3 separate regions of the Homo sapiens genome follow, and all the other regions are linked to region 3. Evidence: chromatin contacts called from ENCODE Hi-C or POLR2A ChIA-PET data. All regions are on one chromosome and are shown on one strand. The core of a region is the stretch at or near the end of the contact, and the rest is flanking DNA. Distances in the headings are between cores, read along the strand shown.

What was found. Hi-C counts contacts between places; a loop is a spot of excess contacts on that map. ChIA-PET counts read pairs that join two places held with the same protein, here RNA polymerase II (POLR2A). Pooled maps may share reads with other maps.
Region 1: a pooled map shows a loop between it and region 3 (2.2-fold over the local background). The contact joins the promoter of RNF41 here to the promoter of TNS2-AS1 in region 3. A Hi-C loop is called at or near these places in 1 of 50 pooled maps. POLR2A ChIA-PET finds 5 or more read pairs at or near these places in 2 of 52 experiments (T-cell and naive thymus-derived CD4-positive, alpha-beta T cell).
Region 2: a loop to region 3 is called in a map of Right ventricle myocardium inferior, with 8 times the contacts of the local background. The contact joins the promoter of DTX3 here to the promoter of TNS2-AS1 in region 3. A Hi-C loop is called at or near these places in 1 of 168 maps with a recorded cell type or tissue (Right ventricle myocardium inferior) and 5 of 50 pooled maps. POLR2A ChIA-PET finds 5 or more read pairs at or near these places in 1 of 52 experiments (naive thymus-derived CD8-positive, alpha-beta T cell).

The regions. Positions count from the first base shown.
Region 1 is chr12:56,218,995-56,223,340 of GRCh38, forward strand. RNF41 (ring finger protein 41) reads right to left here and starts at 2,928. Exons shown (of 7, transcript NM_005785.4): 1 at 2,766-2,928. It also overlaps a transcript of NABP2 not described here. RefSeq lists enhancers at 2,850-2,899, 2,886-3,820, 3,120-3,339, 3,821-4,346, 4,171-4,346.
Region 2 is chr12:57,602,214-57,606,735 of GRCh38, forward strand. DTX3 (deltex E3 ubiquitin ligase 3) reads left to right here and starts at 2,611. Exons shown (of 7, transcript NM_178502.4): 1 at 2,611-2,645; 2 at 3,358-3,518; 3 at 3,977-4,039; 4 at 4,230-4,305. The coding sequence starts at 4,305. It overlaps PIP4K2C (phosphatidylinositol-5-phosphate 4-kinase type 2 gamma), which reads left to right. Exons shown (of 10, transcript NM_024779.5): 10 at 1-1,205. RefSeq lists enhancers at 1,981-2,492, 2,493-3,005.
Region 3 is chr12:53,052,525-53,056,854 of GRCh38, forward strand. It overlaps TNS2-AS1 (TNS2 antisense RNA 1), which reads right to left and starts at 1,914. Exons shown (of 4, transcript NR_033854.1): 1 at 1,797-1,914; 2 at 872-1,050. It overlaps TNS2 (tensin 2), which reads left to right. Exons shown (of 29, transcript NM_170754.4): 4 at 887-925; 5 at 1,250-1,288; 6 at 1,441-1,490; 7 at 1,746-1,917; 8 at 2,662-2,712; 9 at 3,044-3,166; 10 at 3,257-3,321. RefSeq lists an enhancer at 957-1,196.

The DNA.
Region 1 (4,346 bases), core at 1,678-4,177, 3.2 Mb after region 3:
CTTGGCCTATTTTTCTTTTTTTTTTTGAGATGGAGTCTTCCTCTGTCGCTCAGGATGGAGTGCAGTGATGCAATCTCCTCAGCTCACTCCAACCTCCACTTCCCAGGTTCAAACAATTCTCCTGCCTCAGCCTCCTGAGTAGCTGGGATCACAGGCATGTGTCACCATGCCAGGCTAATTTTTATTTTATTTATTTATTTATTTATTTTTTTTTTGAGACGGAGTCTGGCTCTGTCACCCAGGCTGGAGTGCAGTGATGCGATCTCGGCTCACTACAAGTTCCGCCTCCCAGGTTCACACCATTCTCCTGCCCCAGCCTCCCAAGTAGCTGGGACTACAGGCGCCCGCCAGGACGCCCAGCTAATTTTTTTTTTTTATTTTTAGTAGAGACAGGGTTTCACCACGTTAGCCAGGATGATCTTGATCTCCTGACCTCGTGATCTGCCTGCCTCGGCCTCCCAAAGTGCTGGGATTACAGGCGTGAGCCACCGCGCCCAGCCAATTTTTATATTTTAGTAGAGACAGGGTTTCAACATGTTGGCCAGGCTGGTCTCAAACTGGCCTCATATGATCCACCACCTTTGGCCTCCCAAAGTGCTGGGATTACAGGCGTGAGCCACTGCGCCCGGCGTAATATAAGGTGTATATATGTGTGTGTGTGTATATATGTGTATATACACGCGCGCACCCCTTATACATACTGTCTGCAAATCAAATGAAATAATAAATACGAAAGGAGGCTGGACGCAGTGGCTCACACCCGTAATCCCAGCACTTTGGGAGGCCGAAGTGAGTGGATCACCTGAGTCCAAGAGTTTGAGACCAGCCTGGGCAACATAGTGAAACCTTGTCTCTACAAAAAATACAAAAATTAGCCGGGCATGATGGCGTGAGTGCCTGTAGTCCCGGCTACTGAGGAGGCTGAAGGGGGAAGGTCAACTGAGCCGAGGAGGCAGAGGTTGCAGTGAGCAGAGATCGCAGCACCGCACTCCGGCCTGGGTGACAGAGTGAGACCCTGTCTCAAAAATAAATAAATAAATAAATAAATAAATAAATAAATAAATATGAAAGGATACTGAATACTGTTATCCTCAAGTAAGATTATTTGTAGCAACAGAATACAAAATAAGGCTGGGTGCAGTGGCTCATGCCTGTAATCCTAGCACTTTGGGAAGCCGAGATGGACCAATCACCTGAGGTCAGGGTTTTGTTTTGTTTTTTTTGGCGGGGGGTGTGGGGAGACAGAGTCTCACTCTGTTGCCCAGGTTGGAGTTCAGTGGTGGAATCTCAGCTCACTGCAACCTCTGCCTCCTGGGTTCAAGCAATTCTCCTGCCTCAGCTTCCCAAGTAGCTGGGACTACAGGTGCATGCAGCCATGCCCCGGCTAATTTTTTATATTTTTAGTAGAGACGGGGTTTCACTGTGTTGCCCAGGCTGGTCTCGAACTTTTGAGCTCAGGCAATCCGCCCGCCTCGTCCTCCCAAAGTGCTAGGATTACAGGCGTGAGCCACCGCGCCCGGCTACAGTCAGAGGTTTGAGACCAGCCTGGCCAACATGGTGAAACCCCATCTCAACTAAAAATACAAAAAATTAGCCAGGCATGGTGGCAGGTACCTGTAATCCCAGCTATTCAAGAGGCTGAGGCAGGAGAATCGCTTGAACCCAGAAAGAGGTGGCACTGAGCCGAGATTGTGCCACTGCACTCCAGCGTGGGTGACAGAGTGAGACTCCGTTTCAAAAAAAAAAAAAAACAAGAATGCAAAATAAATTTAGAGTACTGAGAGTCGGAGAGGAAATGCTTGACAAAAGCTTGTTCCTTCTTTTTACTAGAAGGCAGGGCTAGCCACAGGTCGGTCGGCTTAACATTGCATCACTCACATTCCCTACCACTAGTCCACTACATTCTTATTTGGGGCAAAACTATCAGCCAACAACACTATCAGTCTCTTGCCCTATTGTCAGACTCTAAAACCCCTGTATAGAAAGGGATAACACTATCACGGGCCAGTCCCCAAGAACAGTGGCCTCAATAACAGCCCCACTTGCTATTAAATGAAATGAAGTTTCTGAACGGGGAAGCAGTCTGTCAATCCCTCAAGCAAAACGCCTTCACCCCTCCTGGCTTTCTGCTCTTCCTCTAGCCCCCTCCTCCCCACTACCCAATTTCCCAAAGTCCTGAGTTAGGGAAGGCCTTCCAGTGTGTGGTGTGTGAACCCTGCCAGAGAGCCAGGCTGCAAACCAAGCGCAGGGATGTGAAGAATGTGAGATTCCTTCATGGAGGGCTGGGAGGGGGTGAGGAGCGGGGAAGGAATGAGAGGACAAGGCTGCCAACGACAAGGCATGGGAGAGGAGCCAAGCTATGGCGCTTCGAGGGCGGGGGTTTAGGTTCCACCGCCCCTGCCCAGGCTGGCCCCCGGAATGCTCCCTTCCTCCCCTTCTGGCCCGTCAATCATTGCCCATTTAAACACCACGCTGTTCCCCCAGTTCTGCAGGTGCCGGTCCTCCAGCTAGCCCCGGCCCCCTCCCGCACTTCTCAAAGCTCCCCTATTCCAATGGACCTTCCCCAACAACCCGTTCTCCAGAGCCCCCTTCTCACCTCCCGACTCCTCGCCAGTGCTGCTCCCTTCTCACATTTTTATCTCTACCACCATCCCTCCTCCTGAACCCCAGTTATTTCAACCCCCCGCCCCAATACCCCTGGGACATCACCTCCTCCCCTCCCACACCCTCTTTTAGGTGGAAGATCGCGCAGGCGCAGTACGCACCGCCCTGGAAGCGGCCTGGAGTCTCCGCAACCTGACCCAGTCGGAGCTGAGGCCGCAGCGGCCACAGTACTGCCCTGGTGCCGGGTCCCAGCCTCTCCCGGGAAGGGAAGGGAAAGGGGAAGGAGGGGAAAGAAGACTCCTACCACTCGTCGCCGCCTCAGACGGATCCTTTGCCCCGCCCACCGCTGCTACGCAACCCGGCGGAAGCTCGTCACCAAACCCCGCCTCTTTGTTTAACTCAGCCCCTACACCAGCAGCCAGGAGCTGCCTACGAGGAGGGACGAAGGCTGGCCAGGCCTCCACTCTAGACAGGAAGTCTAGTCTAGAGTCTATATGGTCCCAGCCAGGACTATGTAGCCATTTAGGAGGGAGAACTCTATGTTCTTCCCGGCAAAAACGTGTGGGCCTGGCCGGCCACGCTTCGCTTTGGAGGGGTGCAGGTGACTTGTGTCTTAGAGCTGACGCAGATTGTTGCGAGATCATTGCGGAGAGGCAGGCCTGCAGCGTGACCTGCTGCGGGTCCGGCCCCTCTCCCTTTTCCAGAGCCCTGGTCAGCATCCCAGAGCTTCGTAACCCCTTGACTCCTGTCATGGGAATGGATATTGCAGTTAACAAGGCGGCCGCGGGGTGGGGAGTGAGGGAGTCTGACCGCAAAGCTTAGATCTGGGGTGCTCAACGGGTTGTCTGCCTCTCTCCCAGGCGCTCTCCTGCCGTATCCACGATGGCTCCCCGAACACTTGTGGAGTTCCCTGAAACACCTAAGAGGAAGGAAGGGAGAAAAAATTTCCCTCTTCCTGAGTTGGGGTTTGATTTCCTTAGCTTACAACACCGTGGTGTTGGGGATGTGGGCGGTAGAGAACGTGGGATCCAAGGGAAGTCAATGTGGAGCCTAAAGAGCTCCGTGAGCAGATAAGGGATTAATTAAGCAAACCAAGGCATTACAATCACATGACTTCCTAGACTAATCTGGTATTAAATAGTATGGTATTTATTGTGGACATTGGCTAAGCAAATGCTAATGCACATTAATACACACATACACACATATCTTTATGTAATTTGTTTATACACAACAATACAGAGCTAGCTACCTTTTGTGGACAATTTGACAGGTCCCAAAAGGAACTAAAGTTTCAGGCCTCCTTTCTGCTGTCTTCTAGCGGGACTCTGAGATAAGTAAGATAAGAGTAGTATGGCCGGGCGCGGTGGTTCATGCCTTTAATCCCAACACTTTGGGAGACCGAGGCTGGTGGATCACGAGGTCAGGAGTTTGAGCCCAGGCTGGCCAACGTGGTGAAACCCCGTCTCTACTAAAAATACAAAAAAAGTAGCCGGGCGTGGTGGCGGGCGCCTGTAATCCCAGCTACTCGGGAGGCTGAGACAGGAGAATCGCTTGAACCCGGGAGGCAGAGGTTGCATTGCAGTGAGCCGAGATCGCGCCACTGCACTCCAACCTGGGCGACAGAGCAAGACTCCTTTGCCGGGGTGGAGCGGTGGGGCGGGGCGGGGAAGAGTAGTATGGCCAGGTGCAGCGGCTCACGCCTGTAATCCTAGCACTTTGGGAGGACGAGGTGGGCGGAT
Region 2 (4,522 bases), core at 1,361-3,860, 4.6 Mb after region 3:
CAGAGGTGGGACCTAAGAGGACTCATGATTATGCAGAGAATTGGATTGGGTCTCTGTCATAGATTGAGTAATCTCTTCCCTTACCTCAATTCCATCTCCACCCATCTCTACATCTGGGCACAGCAACCCAGAGATGGCCAAAAGCATTCAAGCCTGGGGGAAGATGTTTGACTATTGCTGCTCTTCACCAGAACCTCACACCTCTCCTGGGACTGGAACCCTTCAGTGGGTGTGTGGCCAGTTTTGGAGGCTGGAATGATGGGCCAGGGTGTAGGATTCATTCTCCATGTAAAGTTTCCTTTCATCCTGCCTAGCCATCCCCAAGGTTTATTTCCAGAAGAAAGGAATATCTCTACTTGGATCAATTCTGGTCATTTCAAGAGGATGGAGGCCTCAAGTGTGGGAACTTCCCCTACTCCCTGGATGTGTGTACCTAGCACACTTCCTTCTCCCACCCCTTTTTCCAGTTGGATTTGTTTTTCTGTTCTCTTCTGTCCTGTCTTATACTGCAACTGTGTCTCCTAGGGGACAGATGGCCTTCTTTGTCATCTTCACTCTCCACCCCCAGAGAGGAGTCAGAGCCATAACTCAATCACTCAGCCCCTCCAAAGATAGTTGATGTGTGATAATCTCATAATGTTGAGAACCCTGATGAGATACATTGTCTTCCTCTCCCTACAATGCCTCTGGGGCCAAGGCACCCATTCTTCTTGCTATCCTCCATCCCCCTTGAGGCTTCCACTTTTTTTTTTTTTAGACATAAAGCTGGGCATCAGCAACTGGCCTGTGGTGATGCAAAGCTGCTTTGCTCTGTATCTGGCTGGACTGATCTGTCTCACAAGAAGCCATGAGGCCATAGGGAGAAGCTCCCTCTCCCCTTCATCTTCTGCTCCAAAGGTGGTAGCAAGAGGAGTACCCAGTTAGGGGTTGGAGCCCCCATATAACATCTTCCTGTCAGAAGACTGATGGATCTTTTTCATTCCAACCATCTCCCTTTCCCCCGATGAATGCAATAAAACTCTGTGACACCAGCAACCATTGCTCTTTAGAAATGGGTTTTCTGATCATATGGCTGATGTGTTATGGGCAGTATGGATGTCTTCATTTGTTGCTTCTGTTTTTCATCTTTTTTGTTTTATTAATAAAAATTTATGTATTTGCTCCTGTTACTATAATAATACAGGGAATAAATTATTCAATCCAAATTTCTGTACAGAAATGCCTTTTTTTTTTTTTTTTTAAATTTCACTTCTCTCAGGGAGCCTGTGTTTAAGGGTGCAGAGACCAGCTGAAGAATTCTGGTGTTCAAGGTGTTGGGCCCCTAACTAAGGATGTGGGTTTCTAGACAGATGGCTGTGAACTTTTTTAAAAAGGCTGTGAAGGGTGTGCACGGGAATGGAAAACTTAGTCTTTAACCTTGTGGGAGGTCAGCGGTAGTGAGGGCCAGGGAAGAGTAGGGTGATGGGACCCTTCCTCTTCCCAGAGTTCTGGGCTTGCTAACACTCCATCTTTGTAAAGGTGAGTAGGCCTCTCAGCCCACCAGCTAAAAGAAAAGGAATCTAGTATTCCCCCAGGCTTCCTGGGAAAGCTGTCCTCTTCCTGGAGGGAAGGAAGAGTACAGCAGGGTCCTGGGAAAGTGAAGAAAGTGACTAGCCCTCCAGTCTAGAGGGGGGAGTGAAAAAGGGGTGGATGAATAGAGGTTGTTGCCAGTTTGGGAGATTCCTGCCTGTCTTGGCTGAGGAAGTCTTTTGGCTGGTGGAAAAACCTGGCTTGATGTGGCCCCAGGGAAGTGAGTTGGATTGGGCGGAGACTGCTTGATGTGGGAAGCAGAGCAGAGCTTTTTTTTTTTCTTCTTTGAGAGTTTTTAACTCTATTTGAACCATACACTTGACACCACCACCACCTCGAGCCACTTTTTAAAAAATGTATTCGCTTCCCATTCTGCACCAGCCTCCATATCCCTGTTTGTGGAAAGAAAAATCAGAGGCACTGACCAATGATCATCTGAGAGCAGGTTGTGGGGGTCATAGGAGGTAACAATCTAGAAAGAGGCAGGAGATGAGGGAGGGGATTGAAATAGTTTAGTACCCGGATTTGTTTATTTTTTAGAGCCAATGCTTTTCTTTTTACTATGACTCTTCCCATCCCACATTGTTCCTCAAAGGCCCTTCTACCATAAGGATTCAAAAAATTGCCGCCCTCCCCCCGAATCCCCATATACCCACCAACACTTCACCCACCCATCCACCACCAGCTCCTGGGAGCTGCTACGCAGCTGGCTGGGAAAGAAAAGGGAGAGTGCTCCGCCGGGAGCGGGGAGCGAGTAGGGTGGCGTCTCCAGGGATTTAACCTCCTACCCTCAGTTCCATGACGCCACCCCCTCCCTCCAAAGACTGGGACAGCGCCTCCATTTTTGTTTTGGGGAGGAAGGGCAGGGGCTTGCGGATAGAAGGGGGTCAAAGGAACGGTGATTATCACCTGTGAGGGGAAAGGGGGTGCTGTCCTCCCTCCTTCCCTTTTCCTCAGCCTGCACCCCCTGCAATCCCCCACCTTTCGGGGTCTCCCCCTCCTTGTTGCTAAGGCCCGGACCGTCATCCCAGCAACAGCCTCAGTCATGTGACCGGCAATGGCGGCGCTGACGAGAGGTAGGTGAGCCCGGCGCCCCCCACACCCACCGCGCGCCCCCCGGGCCCCGCTCGCACCCCTCACGCGCCCCCCGCTCCCCCGGCGCCCCCTCCTCCACCTCCCCTCCCCGCGCGCGGCTCCGGGCTCCCCGCTCCGTGCCCGGCCGATCATCTTTCTAGCACCCTCCAGCCTTGGCCTCCATTCGGGGGTTCTGAGGGCTGCGATCGGGCCGACATGCACCCCCACCCGGCGGTGGGGATCCGGGGGCTTTGGCTACTGAGGGATGTGGGGAGTTGGTTCCGGGTCGGGTCTTGGAGGAGGCCGTGGGGGGAGGGCGGGAGCTGCTTCAGTGGATGCCCCCAGGGACCCTTGCCCATCCGGGCTGTGCCTCCCTCTGGCCTCTGTCTGGAGGGAGAGACTGGTTCCTTGTCCGGCCTGGGTTGCCACAGAGGAATCACAGACCCACCCTAAACTGGGGCCCCGCCTCCCTTTTCTGTGCCAGCAGGACTTGGACCTAGGACACCTAGGTCCTGGGTCCCCCGTGATGGGGAGAGAAGTGTTGCATCGCGGATAGACTGTATGGGCTGAGACTCTAGGGTTCCATTTTCACTTATGAATCTCGAGGTGCATCTGGCCTTGGGGGACGATGATGGAGGCATGAAGGGACAGCTGCTCCTTCTTGGATCAGTCAATAAATGGAGGTCACACTAATGGCCCTTCTTTCTGTTTGAGCTGCATTTGGAAGTGTTGTGGAGACAGCCCCGTAGCCCAATGCGACCAGACTCAGGGAAAACATCAGGCCCCTCCAGCTGAGCCCTTGTGTGAGCCCCGCCCCTCCCTAAATGCCAGACTTGGGAGCTGACAGACAGCACTGCCTGTGCTGGGTTTAAAAGGTGACAATGAGAACTTTGTTATTGCAGGGGCTGCTGCCACTTTGTTCACATCCTTAACAGACTTCAGCAGAAGGGACTGAGTTAGCTCTCAAGGAAGGCTCCCTGGCAATAGGGGCTGAATTATTTGGCAATGTGGAGCAGGCGAGGAGTTGGGGAGCATAGGAAATATTCCGGTCCATGTGATCTGAGGGAGGTGGCAAGAAGACCTCCACCTGTGTGGGCGTTTTCTTTCCTGACTTCTCTTATGTGTGCCCTAGGCTTTCTTGGGGGCCTCAGAGCTGGGGAAGAAAGGAGGAAGGTTAGCATGTTGAAGTTCCTTCTTGAGCAACTTGGGGAGAAGCTGATAATGGAATTCTGCAGAGAAGAGAGGAGATGGAAGGGGAGTTTTTATTTCTGGGTTGGCTGAGGGGAATGGTAACATTTGCCATCATAACTTTTTACCCTTCCCCCACTCCCAGTCCTGGTCAGCTGAGTGGAAATAGAAGGATTTCTGCTGCCATCATCTTCCATGGGCTTTCCAGGTATCTCCCCCGCAAGGGATCCTCAATTTTCACCCTTAAACTGGTTTCCTTCATTCCATGTTCCAAGTAATGCCATTCTTAGTAACCTATACCCAGGTTTCTGTCTCTGTTCCATGGGCTGCTGGGTTGGGGGCCATGGGAATTGGGAGAAGGGGTTTCTCACTTTCCTTCCATTTTTCCGCCCTACCAGGTCACACGACCTACAAGTAGGGAGCAGGGAAAGAAGAGTGAGCCTGCATGCCAATTCTAAGCTCTTCAGGATCAAAGTAAGCAAAAAGGAGGGGCAAAGAGTCTCCCTCCCCTTTAAACAGCCCATTTTTCCCCAAGAGGTGGGAGGGGCAAGTTGTTTCTATGATCTGGGAGAAATGACAGGAGAAACAAGACTGATACTTGGCTTAGATGATAATATAGCTCTGGAAACTTTTTTGCTCTTCAGTGGGTTTTGGGTTTGGAAGATAAGGGGAGACAGAATATGAATTTGGG
Region 3 (4,330 bases), core at 664-3,163:
GGGTCTGGAGTCCCTTCCTCCTCCCAAACAGGCTTCTGCAACCACACTGGCATCAACCCTCCACCTCCACCCCTCTCACCACTGGGGAACCCCTCCTGGGTGGGAGGGGTGCTGTACTGGGCCCTTTAAGAACCACCCTACTCCGCCTTCTGGAGGGCTGGCCAGCCCAGGCGGGTGGACAGCAAGACAGCGTTTGTCTTGGTGCTGTGCCCAGACTGCAGCTGGCGAGAGGATGGGGGTGGGGAAGAGGAGGAGAATGAGGAGGAGGAAGGGTGGGGTGGGTGGGGAGTGGGGGAGCAGGATTTCAGAGACTGGGCAGCCGGATGGGCTGTGCCTTCCCTCTGGGGAAGGGTCCTCAAAATGCCTGGGCGGGTCTTGTCCTGGGCCCTGGAAAAACTGGGCCTTTCCAGGTATAAGCTGTGGATAGCACCCACTGTCCACTGGGGACCTGAGACAGCCCTGTCTCTGAAGAGGTCCCCTGGTCCTCTTCCTTCAGGACAGGGGGAGGAGGATCCCAGGGCCCTGGAGCTGGCTTGGGGGAGCTGTGTGCCCAGGGGCGGGGTCTCCCGGTGAAAGAAGCCAGTGTCCATCCCTGGCCATGGCCTGCCTGCTTGGCTCTATATATAACTCCTGCCCTACAGCTGGATGAATGGGGGTCTGTGTGGGCTGGGGGCTGAGCGCCAAGAGCAACAAGTGGGGGGCCTGGGGGGTGGGGGACCAAGAGGCCAGAGGGGAGGTGCCCTTAAATAGCGCAACCTCAGCTGGAGCCTGTGCCCATCCACTGAAGGCCCCTCCACCTTCCTCCTGAAGCTGAGGGGCTGCCCCATCCTCAAGCCCACGAGAGCCCTTCACCAGGAGCTCAGTTCCTTACTCGGTCCCCTTCCAGGTGACTTCAGCCTGTCAGGCCTTGCCTCCCGTGGAGTTGGTGAGTGCGCTCTGGGATGGGGTGGGGAGGGCAAGGAACCTGGCCATGGTGTCCAGAGGTCTGGTGGCTCCAGAGAGGGCCCCCAGGAGATGACCTTGAACGGAGTGCTGTGGGTATTGCTCATCCTATGAGGAAAGAAAAAACTGTCTGAGTCCTCTGCTGATCTTGTGCCCTTGGGCCTGCTGGGGGTAGGACTCCTCTCCCCTTATCCAGTACAGCCTTCAAAAGGACACTGACATTCCCTTCCCCTGTCCCCAAGGCCCACATTGGTCCTTGCCCCTGCTGTAACTAACCACTCCCTTTTCCTCCCCCATCTCCCTCTAGCGGCGAAACACGGCCCCAGTCAGGCGCATAGAGCACCTGGTAAGGTGATGCTGGAGCAGGAGGGGGAAGCAGGTAGCTTTGGGAGTAAGGATCTAGATTTCCTGAAGACAAAAAGGGCATGGCTCTGGAGTGGGCAGTCTAGAGTAGGGGGTACCCAAAGAGATGTCTAGACACTGTCTGTTAACCACCAGGGATCCACCAAATCTCTGAACCACTCAAAGCAGCGCAGCACTCTGCCCAGGTAAGTGAGGGTGCTGGGGTGGTCCCACGTGACCCCCTTTCCGCCGGCCCCACACCTCAGCCCAGGGCACTGCCCCGCAACAGAGCTCCCCGGGACAGCCCCCCACCCCCAAAGCGGTATTCTCCCTCCAGACCGATCCACCCACCCTCAGGACCCAGCAGGCTTCACCTGCTGCCCAACAGACAGCCTTCCCGTCACACTAGCCACCTCCGGGTGCCCCGCCCCTGCGTTCATGCGTAGGCTCCTCCTCCCCAGGAGCTTCAGCCTGGACCCGCTCATGGAGCGGCGCTGGGACTTAGACCTCACCTACGTGACGGAGCGCATCTTGGCCGCCGCCTTCCCCGCGCGGCCCGATGAACAGCGGCACCGGGGCCACCTGCGCGAGCTGGCCCATGTGCTGCAATCCAAGCACCGGGACAAGTACCTGGTGAGGGGCGGGGCCATCAGGAGTCCGCCAATGAGAGGGATGTAGGGTCCAGATGGGCGAGGCTAATCACTGACGTCACCAGCGGAGGCGAGGCCGCCAGGGGGCGGGACCAGAGTGGTGGGGTGGGGGCGGGGCCCGGAGCGCGGCCTGGAGCGGAGCGGAGAATCCTGGAACGCTGGCGACTTGGCTGTGACTGGCTAGGCCGGGCCTTAGCTACCTTTTTATTTTCTTTATTTATTTACCTTTTTTTTGAGACGGGGTCTCACTTTGTTGCCCAGGCTGGAGTGCAGTGGCACGATCTCACCTCACTGCAACCTCCTCCACCCGGGCTCAAGCGATTCTCCCACCTCAGCCTCAGTAGCTAGGATTACAGGCGTGCGTCACTCACGCCCAGCCAATTTTTTTTTTTTTTTTTTTTTTTTTTTGTATTTTTTGTAGAGACGGGGTTTCGCCATGTTGGCCAGGCTGGTCTCAAGACTCCAGGGCTCAAGCGATCCACACCCGGCAAATTGTTGTAATTTTAGTAGAGATGAGGTTTCACCATGTTGGCCAGGCTGGTCTCGAACTCCTGACCTCAGGTGACCCGCCCGCCTTGGTCTCCCAAAGTGCTGGGGTTATAGGCGTGAGTTACTGCGACCGGCCTGCACCTTATTTTAGAGGAAGATTCTTACTTAGGATCCACCTCCACCTCGTGCCTCATTGCCGGAGATCATTTCTGTCTAAAGCCCTCCCCCTTTATTTCAGCTCTTCAACCTTTCAGAGAAAAGGCATGACCTGACCCGCTTAAACCCCAAGGTATGAAGGAAATGGCCTGCCCAACCATTAAACCAAGCCACCCCAACCCCAGAAGCCCCCAGCTTCCTCGTTATTAATAGTAGCAATTGGCATCTACTTCACTCTTAAGCACTTTCCCACTCTCCCATGATATATTACTGGAGACACCCCAAAACGTGATGCAGCAGGTATCAGCCCATTGTATGGATAAGGAAAGTGCCGAGGCTATCATGGACAACCAGCAGACCCCCAGCCTTGCCCCCGGACCCCTATGCCCTGTCCCCTTTCCACCCTGCCCATCTCTCTCTGTTGGTGGCCCCCGGCCCCAGTTGCACCCCTGCATTCTCCCCAGGTTCAAGACTTCGGCTGGCCTGAGCTGCATGCTCCACCCCTGGACAAGCTGTGCTCCATCTGCAAAGCCATGGAGACATGGCTCAGTGCTGACCCACAGCACGTGGTCGTACTATACTGCAAGGTGGGCCAGGACCTCGGGTTCCCTGGTGCCTGGAGGTTCCAGGTCAGCCTGGAGCTCCCAGACCCTCATCCCTGTCTCTCTGTCTGTCAGGGAAACAAGGGCAAGCTTGGGGTCATCGTTTCTGCCTACATGCACTACAGCAAGATCTCTGCAGGGTGAGGCTCCCAGCGCCTGAGTAGCTGCTTCCCCAGTGGCCCTTTCTCCAGCTGGCCCCTTAGGAACCCATCTCCCCTGGAGCCCACCTCTTCGTTGAGAGTCCTTTGCTGTCAGCTTAGCACTTCCACCTCCCTTTTATCACTAGTACTGCAACATAGTCTGCAGCAGATGGTCTGTAGAGTTTCCTGGGGCAGCCACAAACAGGGTGGTGTAAAACAGTGGAAATGGGCCGGGTGCGTTGGCTCACGCCTGTAATACCAGCACTTTGGGAGGCTGAGGTGGGCAGGTCACCTGAGGTCAGGAGTTTGAAACTAGCCTGGCCAGGTGAAACCCCATCTCTACCAAAAATATAAAAATATAAAAATTAGCCGGGCGTGGTGGTGGGCGCCTGTAATCCCAGCTACTCAGGAGGCTGAGGCAGGAGAATTGCTTGAACCCAGGAGACGGAGGTTGCAGTGAGCCCACACGGTGCCACTGTACTCCAGCCTGGGTGACAGAGTCAGACTCCGTCTCAAAAAAAACAAAAACAAAACAAAACAAAAAACAGTGGAAATGTACTCTCTCACAGTTCTGGAGGCCAGAAGCCCCAAACCAAGCTGTCAGCAGGCCCTTGCTCCATCTGAGACTCGGGATGGAATCCTTCCTTGTCTCTTTCTAGCTTCCAGTGGTGGGCGGCAAGCCTTGGCATTCCTTGGTTTGCAGACACATCACTGTAATCGCTGCCTCTGTCATCACATGGTGTTCTCCCTGTGTGTCTCTGTCTGTGTCTCTTCCTCTCTTCTTATAAGGACACCAATCATATTGGATTCAGGGTCCACCCTCCTTCAGTATGGTCTCATCTTAACTAATTATGTCTGCAACGGCCCTATTTCCAAATAAGGTCACATTCTGAGGTACATGTCTTTTGGGGGGATATAATTCAACCCATAAGATGGTTTTGTTGCCCTGTTTTACAGATGAAAAAACTAAAGTTCAGGGAACAATTGCCTGAGGCCCAACAACTAGTAA